Linked DNA regions of Homo sapiens: all the other regions are linked to region 3. Evidence: chromatin contacts called from ENCODE Hi-C or POLR2A ChIA-PET data. All regions are on one chromosome and are shown on one strand. The core of a region is the stretch at or near the end of the contact, and the rest is flanking DNA. Distances in the headings are between cores, read along the strand shown.

Region 1 (2,700 bases), core at 132-2,631, 410 kb after region 3:
GGAGAGAAATGAGTTTTTCCTTTTATTTGGCTGCTGCCCCTGCCTGCCTCTCCCGGATCCTGCCTCTCCCGGATCAGGCTTGGGCAGCAGCGCAGGCAGGGAAGGGGACTCCGCACTCATGTGCCCACGAGACCACAGCAGGCCCCACCCGCATTCCCACGCTCCCACACCTCCTGCCTCAAAGCCCTCACTCTCCTAAAAGCATCGAGAACACACAGGGCTCGGAGGCGCAGGAGTGCGAAGGCGGCATTCCAAGACGAGTTCGAGTCCAAGATGAGTTCAGGATCCTGAGCCTTTCTGGCAACTGCCTCCCTAGGCTGGGATGTGGGGGCGCAGCCCCAGGCCCCGGAGCTCCTTCTCTCTGCCCCAGGCTGGGATGTGGGGGCGCAACCCCGGGTCCCGGAGCTCCTTCTCTCTGGCGAGCTCCTTCTCTTCCACGCCAGGTCTCAGCCGGTCCAGTTCTGCTCTGTCCAAGACGCCTTTGCAGTCCCGGGTTTTATAGTCCAGCTGCCAGCCCGGCCTCCCTGCAGCCCAGCCGGTGCCTCGAGGCCGGTCAGGAGCGCGGATGGCCCATCCCGGGGGCGGATCGCAGGTAGCCCCGCGGCCAGGGAGGCGGCCCGGCAGAGGAAGCCCCCGGACAGCGGCGCCAGCTTCCCCCGGAGGCCTGTGCTAGGCCCGGCCCCTCGGCCACCGCACTGGGCCGTGCCAGGGGCGCGTGCGGGGGGCACGAGGCGCAGCGGGGCGCGGACGGCACCGAGGGGCGGGCGGCGTCTGGGCGCGCGAGGCTGGGCCCTGCAGGCGGCGGGGGGCTGGCGCCTGTGTCCCCGGTGTCCCCGCGCGCGGCCGGGCCGTGGCACTCCAGGTGTCCGCAGGGCCCGCGGGGCGCGGGGCTGGCGCGCAGGACCAGGGAGAGCGCGGCGATGCGGTGGATGGCCCTGCGCAGCGTGGCGATCTTGGAGAGCCTCTTGCCGCCCAGGTCGTGCCGCAGCGCCCGGCGCAGCGCGTTGAAGGCCTCGTTGTAGTCTAGGATGCGCTTGCGCTCCCGCACGTTGGCGGCCATGCGCCGCGCCTTGGACCGCACCGGCCGCGCGCGCCTCCTGCCCGCCGGCTCCTCCGCCTCGCCCCGGCTGCAGGAAGCGCCGTTCGCCCCCAGCACCCCCGAATCGCCCCCGGGCTCGGGGCAGGGGCCCCCCAAGTCCTCCGCAGAGTCCTCGGCCCCCTTCCGCGCCGTGAGGCCTAGTCCTGGCGCGCCCCGCAGCATGGCCTTCCCGGGCACTCGCCCTCTGCCCCAGCCCCGGCCCTCTGCCCTCTGCCCTCTGCCCACTGCCTTGGCCCGGCTCGCGACGCGGACGGTCCCCGGCTCCTGGGGCTGGACACTCCCGAGACAGGCCCCTTCCAGCTGGGCTTTATGGCACCACGCGGCGCCCCGCCCTCCCGTCCATCCATCTCCCTCCTCCTGCTTTATTATCGGCCTCCAGGTAGGTCGGCGGGGGAGGAACCGAGGGGAAGAAGGAAAGCAAGGAGGGAAGCTTGCAGGTTCTTGTAAGCGGGGACCAGACGGGCAGCCCGGCCACGCTGCCCCGGGGACCTTGCCCTGCCTAGCTCTGGGGCCGCTGTGGGGTGTCTGGGTTCCACATTCTTCCTCCCCATTCCCAGATAAGGTGCTAAGTTTGGCTTCTAGCAGGAGAGCTGATAGGAATAAAAAGAGGCAGAGGGCCGGGCACTGGGGCTCACGCCTGTCATCCCAGCAGTTTGGGAGGCCGAGGCGGGCGGATCACTTGAGTTCAGGAGTTCGAGACCAGCCTGGCCAACAGAGTATATAAAACCCCGTCTACTAAAAACACAAAAATTAGCCGGGCGTGGTGGCAGGCGCCTGTAATCCCAGTTACTCGGGAGGCTGAGGCAGGAGAATGGCTTGAGCCCAGGAGCTGGAGGTTGCAGTGAGCCGAGATCGCACCACTGCACTCTAGCCTGGGAGACAGAACGAGACTCCGTCTCAGAAAAACAACAACAAAAACAACAACAAAACCTTGAAAGTTCTTGTCAAGTCCCGTGGGCAACCACAGAGATGTCACTGAGGAAAAGCATGAGTGTCCCGGCAGGACTCATATGGGAGGCGCAGGGCCCTGCAGGTAAAGCTGACCCAGAGCTTCCGGCTTTTTCAGCTATGGAGGGCGGCTGGCTGCAATTGGGGTTCGGGTTTTGGTTGGGCCTGACTCTCCCTCCACTGCCCTTTGACTCCCCTTCTGCAGGCAGAGCTGGGATGAGTCAGCAGCAGAGGGTGACGGGGAAGATCCCTTTGCAGCCCTGGGTCCACATCAGGGGCATCTTTGGGGTCCAGAGCCCTCGGGCAGCCCCATCTTGTGACACAGCCCTGCCAGGTTATGAACTCAATGAGCAGCCTCTGTCCTCTTCCCCCAGGGATTTGCATTTGAAAGAGGGTCTCAGAAAAAAGATGATGTTTATTCCCAAAGAAAGACCCCCAGTAGAATTTCCGGCATCCACAGCTGAGTTATTTGGAGCGCCTGAAGGCCACTCATTCCCAGTCACAATCCAAATGCCTCTAAGATGCCAAGGCCTATGGCATTGGAATGGGTGTGTGGTTCACATCCATCTCGCCAAAAGAGCATTGCCAATAACCCCATTATTTCAAACTGTGAATTTCTCCATAAAAGAAAATAATAAGGCATTAGGAAGCAG
Region 2 (2,700 bases), core at 2-2,501, 340 kb before region 3:
GCGTGAGCCACCGCGCCCGGCCCTGACCTTCTTTTTGACCTTCCTATCATGTCACCTTTTCCTACAAGGAGGGATTCAGTTGGATTTCTGCTTGGATGTCACCTGCTCAGAGCAGCTTTCCTTGACTGCCACCTCTACCCCCGTGTCAGCTCCAGAACAATACTCTGCTTGTTTTTCTTCGAAGCACAATCTTCCCATCTTCTCTGGACTTTCCTCATTTGGCCCCTATTAAAATGGAAACTCCTTGAGGACAGGGCAAAGACAAGTCTTTTTCGTCTGCTGAATTTTCAGGAACAGTAGTGCCCCACACATGCTGAGCCTTCGGTGAATGTGTGTTGAATGACAGCCTTGGTCCATCCGCTTTTTCTTCTCTCCGAATCCCTCTGATCCCAGGCCAGCAGGGGGTGCCGCCTCCACCCAGGATCTCGCCTGGCCCGAACCTTCTCTTCCCTCAGCTCAACAGGCCCCTGCGGGACCCGCTTTCCAAGCGGCGCCTCCTCCATTTTCCGCGAACCCCCCGGCGGGGTCTGTGTGGACCAAGGGAGATCAGAGACCCCCCGCCGCCACCCCACCCAGGCGGAGACGGCCCACCCGAACCCGCACGGGTCCTTCCTTCTCCCTGGAATTTGCAGCTGGCCCTTTCCGAATGCTTGCTCCCCTCCTCTCCCCACGAAAGAACAGTGTCCTGGGACTCGGGGTGCGGGGCAGCCGGGTTCGCTGGAGCTGTTCAGTGCGGGGAAGAGCCGTCGAGACTGGGAGAAGGGGCGCTGGCCAGGGAGGAGACGGGGCAGGGAGCGGACTCGCGATCCGTACTCTGGGCGGCGGTCCTCGCGTCCCAGCCGCGTCTCCCGATGACCTCCAGCCGCGAAGGGCGAGCGGGCGGGGGCTGGGCTGCGGGTTCGGGCTCCAGGAGGCCTGCGGGGCCGGGGAGGGGCGTGGAGTGGTCCGAGGACCGGCTTGGGGACTGGGGGCAGGTGCCTGGACGGACGCGGGCCGAGCATCTTCCCCGGGGGCGGGCGCAGTGAAAACACCTTGGGAGGCGGCGCCGCGCGGCTGAGCGCTGCTGCCTTGGGAATAGGACGGCGCTCGGCACTGCGAGCTGAGAGCACTTTCATAAATTTTGTATGGGAGGCGCTCCGTGAGCGGGGGCGGGGAGCGGAGCGAGAGGGAGGGAGCTAGAGAGCAAGGGAGGGAGGGAGGAGGAGAGGAGGGGGAAGCCGGGGGGAGGAAGGGAGGCGCCCCGCTCCGCCGATCGCTCGGTCCTGCAAACGCGCGCCGGGCGCTTTCCCCGGAGCTCGGCGGTGCGTGCGAGCGCCCTTTTGCTGCAGCCGCGGCGGCGGTGGTCCGAGGGGGCGGAGAGGAGGGGGCTGCGGCCGGCCGGCCAGGGGGCGGCGTCCCCCCTCAAAACCGCCTGCGAAGTGCTCCGGGTGGCAGAAGCAGGCCGCCGGCTCCGCGGAGCAAGCCGCTCGCCCCGGGGCTGAGCAAGCGCGCGGGGCTGCCGGGCAGCACCACGGTTGCTTGCGGGCGCCGGTGCCCTCGGCGCGGGGCTGGAGCTCACCATGCCCCTGCGGGGCCGGGCCACCGGGCACGAGCGGATCCCCGGCTTGCCCCCGCCTCGACGCGCTCGGATTAGCTGCAGCTGGCGCCCAGGGATTTGAATCTGGACCCCGGGAGGGAGTGCGCCTAGGCCGACCTCGGAGCGGCGGCCCCGTGGCCAACATGCTTCGCAAAGGTGAGTTGGAGCCGCAGGGGCAAGTTGAAGTTGAATGCGCTCCGGAAAGAGCCGCGAGCCCGGGCGCCGCCCGGCGCCGGGGCTCCCGGTCTGGGAAGTAGCCCCCGGCGGGCTGGTGGGTTTTGCCGGGCGCACCCGCCGAGGGGCTGCTGCTGGGGCTCAGCTCCCGTCAGCGGCCAGTTGTGAGACACGGGGTTTTCTCCATGGATCGAGTGGCCAGGCCTAGAGATCCGGCCCGGAGGGGTCAGTCGGAGACCAGAGTGAGCGGCCGGTGGTGGAAGGGGAGCCGGCCTCCTGGGACCTTTGCTTTGCTGGGATAAAGTTTTGCACTTGCAGCCTCCATTCCCTGCGCGGGCACACGCCCTTGCTTCTGCCGCTTTGTGGAGGCCGAGTCCGCACGGCGCCCCCGTGCAGCCAGCGGTCAGTGACCGCGCGGCCCGGGCGCTCCCCGCGCGCCCTAGCTCCCCAGACGGGGCCCGGACGCGGACGTCTTCTCTGCAGTTCTGCTCTGATCGCTAGGGATGGGCTCTGGGCACCCAGCGGCTGAGGGTGGGGAGCGGCCAGCGCCTGATGTCCAGTTCCTCAAACTTTCATTATGCTGGGAGCGGAGGGACGCGAAAGCCGTGCCGCCAGTGTGCGCGACCGGTGCACAGCTCAACTTGAGGACAGCTGGCTTCGCGACCACCGTAGCTAGACGCCCCAGCAGCCCGGCCCGGTACGGAGCGCGGCAAAGTTGGTGCGGGCACCGGGGAAGTCCCGCCGCGCCCCCACGTGGTTGCCACGCGGGGCGCCGTCCCCCGGGCCCTGGGAGGGCAGGTGATCACGCCGGGAGCCCACGGGCCCCGCCACCAGCTGTTCCAGCCTCTGCGTCTGCCTCTCCCCTCCCAGGCCCGAGCAGGCTGTGGCGCCCCGCCGGGATCCCCCCCGCGCCTGGCCCGGCCAGGAGGCTGAGAAGCCGCGGCGCCTGC
Region 3 (2,700 bases), core at 149-2,648:
ATGAGTCACGGTGCCCGGCTTCTTTCTTAACTCTTTCTAGTAGTTCTACCACTTGGGATTACCTTTTTCCTTCCTCTCCATTTACCTTTATGAAATCCTCACATCCATCCATCTCCATCAAATCTTTAACAATTCTCCTCTGTCTTTTTTGACTGTAGGGACCTTTAGAACACCCAGCATTAAAAAATAGATTTCAGGCCGGGCATGGGGGCTCACGCCTGTAATCCCAGCACTTTGGGAGGGCCGAGGCAGGAGGATTTCGTAAGGTCAGGAGTTTGAGACCAGCCTGGCCAACATAGTGAAACCCTGTCTCTACTAAAAATCCAAAACTTAGCCGGCAGTAGTGGCGCGTGCCTGTAATCCAGCTACTCTGGAGACTGAGGCAGGAGAATTGCTTGATCCTGGGAGGTGGAGGTTGTGATGAATTGAGATCGCGCCATTGCACTCCAGTCTGGGCAACAGAGTGAGACCCTGTCTCAAAAAAACAAAAGGAATATTTTTTAAATTTTTACCGTTCTGAAAGCACATTGACATCCTTTGAATTTTTTTCTAATTATTTCACTTTGATTTGTAAATTCTCAACTAGATTCAGGGGCTGTATGGGTTACAATTCCTCTGCACCCTCCACAGAATTTCAGACTTTTTTTTTTCCCCCGAGACAGAGTCTCGCTCTGTCACCCAGGCTGGAGTGCAGTGGCGCGATCTTGGCTCACTGCAACCTCCCCCTCCCGGGTCAAGCGATTCTCCTGCCTCAGCCTCCCGAGTAGCTGGGACTACAGGCGCCCGCCACCACGCCCGGCTAATGTTTGTATTTTTAGTAGAGACGGGGTTTCACCATGTTGGCCAGGCTGGCCTCGAACTTCTGGCTTTAAGTGATCCGCCTGCCTCGGCCTCCCAAAGTGCTGCGATTCCAGGCGTGAGCCACCGCGCCCGGCCAAGGTCTTAATTCTTGCCTGCCTTTCTGCTCCCCTGTGAACTCTACTGGTTGTCTTTTTTCCTGCTTTATCCCTCGTCCTCGGTAGACAGTGATGGTTAAATGAATGAATGCATGAACAAATGACTGTCCAGGAGCTAGTACTGCATTGCATGTACACATTGATGACAACAGACATCGTACAATGCGCAATCTTGGCAAATTTATTCAAACCCTTTAGACTTCGCTCTCTCACAGTGCGACGCCGGGAGCCCATCACACGCTGAGGTCTGTCAGAGGCCCCAGAAACAGCCTCGGAAATGGAGGAGGCGGGGCTTCACCCCGACCACACCCCCTTGCGTTCAAAGCCTTTCCGCCTATGGGCCCGCCTCCTCGGCGCAGTGTGCAACTCTAATTGGTCGTCTCACTAATCCATCTGAGCACCTCGGCGCCGACTGGATCAACTGCTGAACTCGGGTTGCGCACTTCCCGGCGCTGGGAACGCGGAGCGGACGCAGTCTGGCCGCCATTGCGCTGCGGGGAAAGCGGCCTCTTGTGTGAGGGCCTGTGGGGTGCGTGGCAGGCGTTTAAGGCCGGGCTGCGGGAGGCGTGGTCGGGTCGGGCCGAGTGACCGAAGGGGTTAGGCCGGGCGGGGCTGGATGCACTGTGTGGCGGGACTGCAGGCCGGGGTCCCCGGACGCCTTTCTGCTGCGCTTCTTGTGGGCCCGGGCCTGTGGTTAGTGAATTTTTCTATCCCGCCGCTCCCCAGATTCTCCGGATATGGCCGGAGTGTTTCCTTATCGAGGGCCGGGTAACCCGGTGCCTGGCCCTCTAGCCCCGCTACCGGACTACATGTCGGAGGAGAAGCTGCAGGAGAAAGGTGAGGCGAGAGTGTGGAGCGGCGCGCGGGCCGGAGGCGGGGCGGGTGTGCGCGCGCGCAGGCGGGTGGGGACCCTCCCCGTTTGGGCAGCTCCTGAGGTGTCAGCTCCCTTGTTATTTCCAGTTAATTTTTCATCAAGTCATTTTAAGCGCGTATTATTTGCAAGCGCTGATCCAGCGGGGGTACAGTAGTGACGGAGACAAAATTCCTGTCCTTACGGGGTTTAAATTACAGCGGGAGAGACAGAGAATAACAAAACCTTGAAGCTCTGTAATAAAAATGTCAGGCCGGGCGCGGTGGCTCACGGTTGTAATCCCAGCACTTTGGGAGGCCCAGGCGGGCGGATCACCTGAGGTCAGGAGTTCGAGACCAGCCTGGCCAACACAGTGAAACCTCGTCTCTACGAAAAATACAAAAATGAGTCGTGTGTGGTGGCGCGTGTCTATAATCCCAGCTACTGGGGAGGCTGAGGCAGGAGAATGGCTTGAACCCAGGAGGCGGAGGTTGCAGTGAGCCGACATCGCACCATTGCACTCCAGCCTGGGAGACAGAGTGAAACAACCTCTCAAAAAAAAAAAAAAAAGTCAGATAGTGATCAATGTGATGAAAGGAAAAACAGAGTAAAATGGTAAGGGAATTGGCAAGGGGTGCTTCTTCCTGCTGGTGCCTGCTTCTCCCTCACACTCACTGACAGGAGCTTACCCTAGGGCAAGAGGTGAAGAGGATTAGGGGGAGGGTGTGCAGGCCTTTAAACTGAGGTGCCTTTCCAGCTCGAAAATGGCAGCAATTGCAGGCCAAGCGCTATGCAGAAAAGCGGAAGTTTGGGTTTGTGGATGCCCAGAAGGAAGACATGCCCCCAGAACATGTCAGGAAGATCATTCGAGACCATGGAGACATGACCAACAGG
Region 4 (2,700 bases), core at 79-2,578, 320 kb after region 3:
TTTTTGTTTTGTGTTTTTTTTTGAAACGGAGTCTCACTCTGTCACCCAGGCTGGAATGCAGTGGTGCAATCTCAGCTCACTGCAACCTCTGCCTCCCAGGTTCAAGCAGTTCTCCTGCCTCAGCCTTCCTGGTAGCTGGGATTACAAGCGTGCACCACCATGCCCAGCTAATTTTTGTATTTTTAGTAGAGACGGGTTTCACCATGTTGGCCAGGCTGGTCTCGAACTCCTGACCTCAGGCGATCCACCCACCTTGGCCTCCCAAAGTGCTGAGATTACAGGTGTGATCCACCGTGCCCGTCCAATTTAGTAGTGTTTTATGAAGTCACCATCTCTTTCATACCTATTAGTTAAGGTATGCTTATGCTTAGGGTGTTAATGAAAGCTAAGGATGCTTATTTAAATGCAGATTCTTTCTTTTGGTTTTTTTTGAGATGGAGTCTGCTCTGTTGCCCCAGGTGGCATACAGTGGGGCGATCTCAGTTGCAATCTCTGCCTCCTGGGTTCAAGCAATTCTGCTGCCTCAGCTTCCCAAGTAGCTGTAATTACAGGCGCGCACCACCAAACGCAGCTAATTTTTGTATTTTTAGTAGAGACCGTTTCACCACGTTGGCCAGGCTGGCCTTGAATTCGTGACCTCAAATGATCTGCCCACCTTGGCCTCCCACAGTTCTGGGATTATATGCATGAGCCACTACATCCAGCCTATTTTTATTTTTATTTTTATTTTATTTATTCTATTTTTTTTTTTTTGAGGTGGAGTCTCTGTTGCTGGGCTGGAGTGCAGCGGCATGATCTTGGCTCACTGCAATCTCCACCTTCTGGGTTCAAGCGATTCTCCTGTCTCAGTCTCTAGAGTACCTGGGACTACAGGCGTGCATCACCACGCCCAGCTAATTTTTGTATTTTTAGTAGAGACAGTGTTTCACCATGTTGGCCAGGATAGTCTTTATCTCTTGACCTGGTGATGTGCCACCTCGGCCTGCCAAAGTGCTGGGATTTACAGGCATGAGCCACTGTGCCCAGCCTCTGTTTTTATTTTTTAGAGACAGGGTCTCGAACTCCTGAGCTCGAGTGATTCTCCTGCCTCAGCTCTCAAAGTGCTAGGGGTATGAGCCACTTACTCCTGGCCCTAAAATGCAGATTCTTGAGTCTCATCACCAAAGATTGAAACGTGGGTAATGTTGGAGAGCCACATGGTAATATGGCATCAAAAATAAGTTTTTATTAATGTATTTATTCAGTTACTATTTCTTGTGCTGTTTGTGGCGCTTTGCATTCACACGCCGTTGTGTTTCCCTATGCTTGCGGTAGATGCCAAGGCTTTTCTGGGCCCCTTTCTTTGCTCGCCACCTAGTGGTAACAAGTAGGAATCATCAGAAGTTTTACCAATGAAGGAGCTTCATACGAGGAAGGATAGAAAACATCCAAAGTCTGTTGGTGGCCAACCATATACTCCGTATATTTTTGCTGTATGAACAAATTCCCCTTCCTTTTGTATTTTTGGAAATACTATTTATTTGTGAGACAATACATTTTAGAACCTGTAAATTCTTAATCTTTCTCTTAAACTGACAGCTCATTTTTTTTTGCTGGAAAATAGTTAGGTGTGCCTAATTACCTTATTTAATGAGAGGTGCTTTCAGACCACACTAAATTATATTAGATAGTATATGAAGTCTTTCTCACTCCACCTAACTACCTTCTGGAGTCTTTGTATTGGCTCTTAGTTTGGTTTCCTTTACATGTTTTTGGCTTTTTACTCATATTAGTTTTGATGATTATGAAATTATTTTTGTTAAAATGTTTTTTTCGCAGTAGCTTGACAGAAAAAAACTACTTTGAAAGGAATATGTTAAGAAAACTTCAAATTTGTAAGGTCTGACTTTTCCTTTTCCCATACAGAAATGGTGGAGTCAATGAAGAAAGTAGCAGGGATGGATGTGGAGCTGACAGTTGAAGAAAGAAACCTCCTATCTGTTGCATATAAGAATGTGATTGGAGCTAGAAGAGCCTCCTGGAGAATAATCAGCAGCATTGAACAGAAAGAAGAAAACAAGGGAGGAGAAGACAAGCTAAAAATGATTCGGGAATATCGGCAAATGGTGAGATTGTTGTGCCATCATCCCCCCTTATCCACAGTTTGAGTTACCTGTAGGACGGTACACTTAAGATTTTGAGAGAAAAGGAGACTACATTCATATAACTTGTATTACAGTATGTTATAATGTTTCTGATATTGATCTTTGTGCCTGGTTTATAAGTTAAACTTACCCGTGGCTATGCATGAGGACAAAACATAGTCTGTATCAGGTTTGGTATTTTCCATGGTTTCATCACATCCACTGGCAGGTCTCAATGGATCCCTCTTGGATAAGGGGGAACTATTGTATTTTCAAGCAAAATGATGACTGTTTTTTAAAAAAATATGGTGGGTTGGCCAGGCGCGGTGGCTCAGGCCTGTAATCCCAGCACTTTGGGAGGCTGAGGTGGGCGGATCACGAGGTCAGGAGATCGAGACCATCCTGGCTAACATGGTGAAACCCCGTCTCTACTAAAAATACAAAACATTAGCTGGGCGTGGTGGCGGGAGCCTGTGGTCCCAGCTACTCGGGAGGCTGAGGCAGGAGAATGGTGTGAATCCGGGAGGCGGAGCTTGCGGTGAGCCGAGATCGCACTGCTGCACTCCAGCCTGGGTGA
Region 5 (2,700 bases), core at 168-2,667, 400 kb before region 3:
GGCTGCTACAGAATTGAGCTTCCCACCCTTCAGTTTCCTCTGAGGGTGAGTAGTGCATAACTAGAGGTTCCCAGTTTGTGAAAACACATTAGTCTGAGTTAAATTTCTTGTGGCCAATCCTGGAGGTTTGGCTCATTAAAGATGATAATTAACCCATTGCTAATTGACCTCAGAAGCCAGCCAAGCAGCCTGTATTTTACCAGCCTTGGTGTTGGATTTGTAGGCTATTTTAAGGTTTCTTAATAATCTCAGAAAGACTTCATGTTCCTGTCTGCATCTTATTTGCTCTAAGGACATTCTGTAAAATTAACAAGCTATAAAGTTTGATTGAAGGTTTCAACAAATGTGAGAATAATTGGCTCCATTTAGAGAAACAAGAAAAACAACCTGTAAACTTGAGTTTGTGGGGGGAAACCCGTGTGATTGTTCTCTTTAACCAGAGGAGCAGTAGCAAGCTGGACTGTTAAGACTAGAAAAAAGAACTGGCTGATAGTACAAGTTTAAACTCCGATTTCTCCAAACCAAAAATTCAGAAAAAGAAATTTTGCAAAATGACTAGTAACCATGGTTGTGCCTTCCAAGAAGCCTGTTTGGAGAAAACGGGGACCAGGTAACGATAGAGCGAGTCCCTCACTCCCTAGAGCTTGCATCCAGGGTCCTGGCTCTCCAGCCCTTCCTCATATTCCCTGGCTAGATTTGGAGGTTTTCTCCCTTCCCCGGGGCTGCCCTGAGGTGTTAAGTCTTGCAACTCAGAGCACATGAGTATGTGATACCTGGTGCTTAGTTCCCGTTCTCTCTTACCCTCCCTACCTTCATAAAGCAGCATATAGCTCGTTTTCTCTCCCCAACCCCCCTCCCCCGCCGGGCATCTCTACCCACACTGTGCTTGTTCCCTACCGAGTGGCTGTGAAGAGTCACCAGTTTTCAGAGAACACCATTTTTTCTTCTTTCCTTTTTTTTTTTTTTTTTTTTGAGACAGAGTCTCGCCTTGTTGCCTGGGCTGGAGTGCGGTGGTGCAATCTCGGCTCACTGCAACCTCCACCTCCCAGATTCAAGCGATTCTCCTGCCTCAGCCTCCCTAGTAGCTGGGACTACCACATGTACTACCACACCCGGCTGATTTTTGTATTTTTAGTAGAGATGGGGTTTCACCATGTTGTCCAGGCTGGTCTTGAACTCCTGACCTCAGGTGATCTGCCCACCTTGGCCTCCCAAAGTGCTGACATGACATTCGTGAGCTACCGTGCCCAGTCAAGAAACACCATTTTTCTTTACTTCTCCACCTCTCCACCTTAAATACCCCAGAACAGTAACCCAGTCTACTCTCTTGACCTAGAGGTTTTCTCCTTTGTTCCTCGCTCCCCTTGGCTCCAGCCCCTACTTACCCGATGCTTACATTATCTCTCTCTAAGGAACTGAGCCTAGGAGAGAACAGCCTCCGGTATCGCCTCTCCACATCTCACTTTCAGTTTTCCTTTCTGCTTGGTTCTTTGCGTGTGGACTTGATTAGAGTGATAACTGGAGCCCTAAAGCTAAAGGTTTCAGTTCCTGCTGCAGTGGTAAGCTGCCTCCGACAATCTTCAGGGGAAGGGAAAGGGGCTTTCTTTCAGCTCTTCCCTGACCTAAAGCCCCAGTTTTCTTTCCCAAGCTGATTGAAATGATTTGTATGTGATATTTTGTCAATTAACTTGGGAATTCTTGACAATCGCCTACACAGTGCATCTCCCTCCAGAAGGGTCAGGACTGTGACTGAGAAGGTACACCGCAGAGGAGAGGTCCGTAGGCTCCCCAGGGTGTTCCCTGGCTGGCGGCCCTTTTAGTCGCCTCTATCCCCAGTCCAGCCCCACGTGCTAATGTAGCCCAGGAAGGGAGCCTCTCCCGCCCAGCTCTTTCTCCTCTGGAGGATCCAGAGTTTGCCCCCAGAGCTGCGATATACATGCCACTTACATTCTCTGGTTTTCATTGATATAGAGTGGAAAAATGTGCTCACGAGCAGAGTTAACTGTGGGGATGATGTCACAGACTTCATCTGGAGTCCTTCCTCTCCAAGCAGGGAGTCCAGCTTTAACCCCTCTCCTACCAGGAAGTCCTCCTAGACCAAGCAAAGATCATCTTGGAATTGGCTTTTTGTCAGTGGTTTGAAAGGCTTCTTTCATTATGAAGTCTCTTATTAACTGTATTTAAACTGTCTTGTGTTGCTTTTTCCCTGACTCAAGTGCTGGAGGCTTTGTCTAGGAGAATATTCCCGTAAGTCTCCTACAGAACTCCAGCATCAAGAGAGCGGTGGTCCTCTCCCCAGTGGGCTTATTCCCCCCAAGTTAAGACAGAATGCTTTTGCAGACAGGCCAGTGAGCTACAGACAGAAGGTTTCTCTGTGCCTCTGGGCAAGCCCTGGACATTCTGCCTCTCAGTTTCTCCATCTACTAAAGAGCTCAGACTGTGCACTTCTCACTCCCACAGTACACTTTACACAGCTTTGACCATCCTCCCTGCTGCTTGGATTGCAAAGGACAGGGTACTCTTCCAAAAGACAGACAACCTTTCTCTCTCCAAACAGGTAGAATCCTTTCCAGGCCTGTTAACACCAGGTCAGAGACCCCAGTAGATCACAGCCTTTTGCATATCAGCCAGCAGTTGTCCTTGTCCTAGAGAAGGAACTAATAGCTATGACAGACACAATCCCCAAGGAAACCAATTTCC

The links. A loop is a pair of places that touch in the nucleus more often than their neighbours do. ChIA-PET counts read pairs that join two places held with the same protein, here RNA polymerase II (POLR2A). Pooled maps may share reads with other maps.
Region 1: a loop to region 3 is called in a map with no recorded cell type, with 17 times the contacts of the local background. The contact joins the promoter of BHLHA9 here to the promoter of PRPF8 in region 3. A Hi-C loop is called at or near these places in 1 of 37 single-sample maps with no recorded cell type and 3 of 50 pooled maps. POLR2A ChIA-PET finds 5 or more read pairs at or near these places in 1 of 52 experiments (HEK293).
Region 2: a map of CD4-positive, alpha-beta memory T cell shows a loop between it and region 3 (14-fold over the local background). The contact joins the promoter of RTN4RL1 here to the promoter of PRPF8 in region 3. A Hi-C loop is called at or near these places in 3 of 168 maps with a recorded cell type or tissue (CD4-positive, alpha-beta memory T cell, heart left ventricle and ovary), 3 of 37 single-sample maps with no recorded cell type and 14 of 50 pooled maps. POLR2A ChIA-PET finds 5 or more read pairs at or near these places in 1 of 52 experiments (activated CD4-positive, alpha-beta T cell).
Region 4: a loop to region 3 is called in a pooled map, with 3 times the contacts of the local background. The contact joins the enhancer-like site here to the promoter of PRPF8 in region 3. A Hi-C loop is called at or near these places in 2 of 50 pooled maps. POLR2A ChIA-PET finds 5 or more read pairs at or near these places in 2 of 52 experiments (CD4-positive, alpha-beta T cell and common myeloid progenitor, CD34-positive).
Region 5: a loop to region 3 is called in a pooled map, with 5 times the contacts of the local background. The contact joins the promoter of SMG6-AS1 here to the promoter of PRPF8 in region 3. A Hi-C loop is called at or near these places in 5 of 50 pooled maps. POLR2A ChIA-PET finds 5 or more read pairs at or near these places in 2 of 52 experiments (activated B cell and activated CD4-positive, alpha-beta T cell).

Annotation. Positions count from the first base shown.
Region 1 is chr17:1,269,125-1,271,824 of GRCh38, reverse strand. It overlaps BHLHA9 (basic helix-loop-helix family member a9), which reads right to left and starts at 1,381. Exons shown (of 1, transcript NM_001164405.2): 1 at 10-1,381. The coding sequence starts at 1,261. The coding sequence ends at 554. RefSeq lists enhancers at 229-979, 2,584-2,700.
Region 2 is chr17:2,023,885-2,026,584 of GRCh38, reverse strand. RTN4RL1 (reticulon 4 receptor like 1) reads left to right here and starts at 1,251. Exons shown (of 2, transcript NM_178568.4): 1 at 1,251-1,732. The coding sequence starts at 1,720. RefSeq lists enhancers at 190-690, 1,859-2,404.
Region 3 is chr17:1,683,565-1,686,264 of GRCh38, reverse strand. It overlaps PRPF8 (pre-mRNA processing factor 8), which reads left to right and starts at 1,398. Exons shown (of 43, transcript NM_006445.4): 1 at 1,398-1,485; 2 at 1,683-1,793; 3 at 2,564-2,700. The coding sequence starts at 1,694.
Region 4 is chr17:1,364,264-1,366,963 of GRCh38, reverse strand. It overlaps YWHAE (tyrosine 3-monooxygenase/tryptophan 5-monooxygenase activation protein epsilon), which reads left to right. Exons shown (of 6, transcript NM_006761.5): 2 at 1,906-2,105. Among named protein-coding and RNA genes, the nearest start is that of YWHAE, 35 kb to the left of the region's middle. Within about 2 kb of position 1,328, at least 10 of the 41 ENCODE cell types and tissues checked have a DNase peak (open chromatin) inside an H3K27ac peak, as active enhancers do.
Region 5 is chr17:2,088,455-2,091,154 of GRCh38, reverse strand. SMG6-AS1 (SMG6 antisense RNA 1) reads right to left here and starts at 1,417. Exons shown (of 2, transcript NR_199038.1): 1 at 1,386-1,417. All of the region lies in intron 13 of SMG6 (SMG6 nonsense mediated mRNA decay factor), which reads left to right. RefSeq lists enhancers at 1,286-1,365, 1,396-1,495, 1,516-1,615, 1,626-1,805.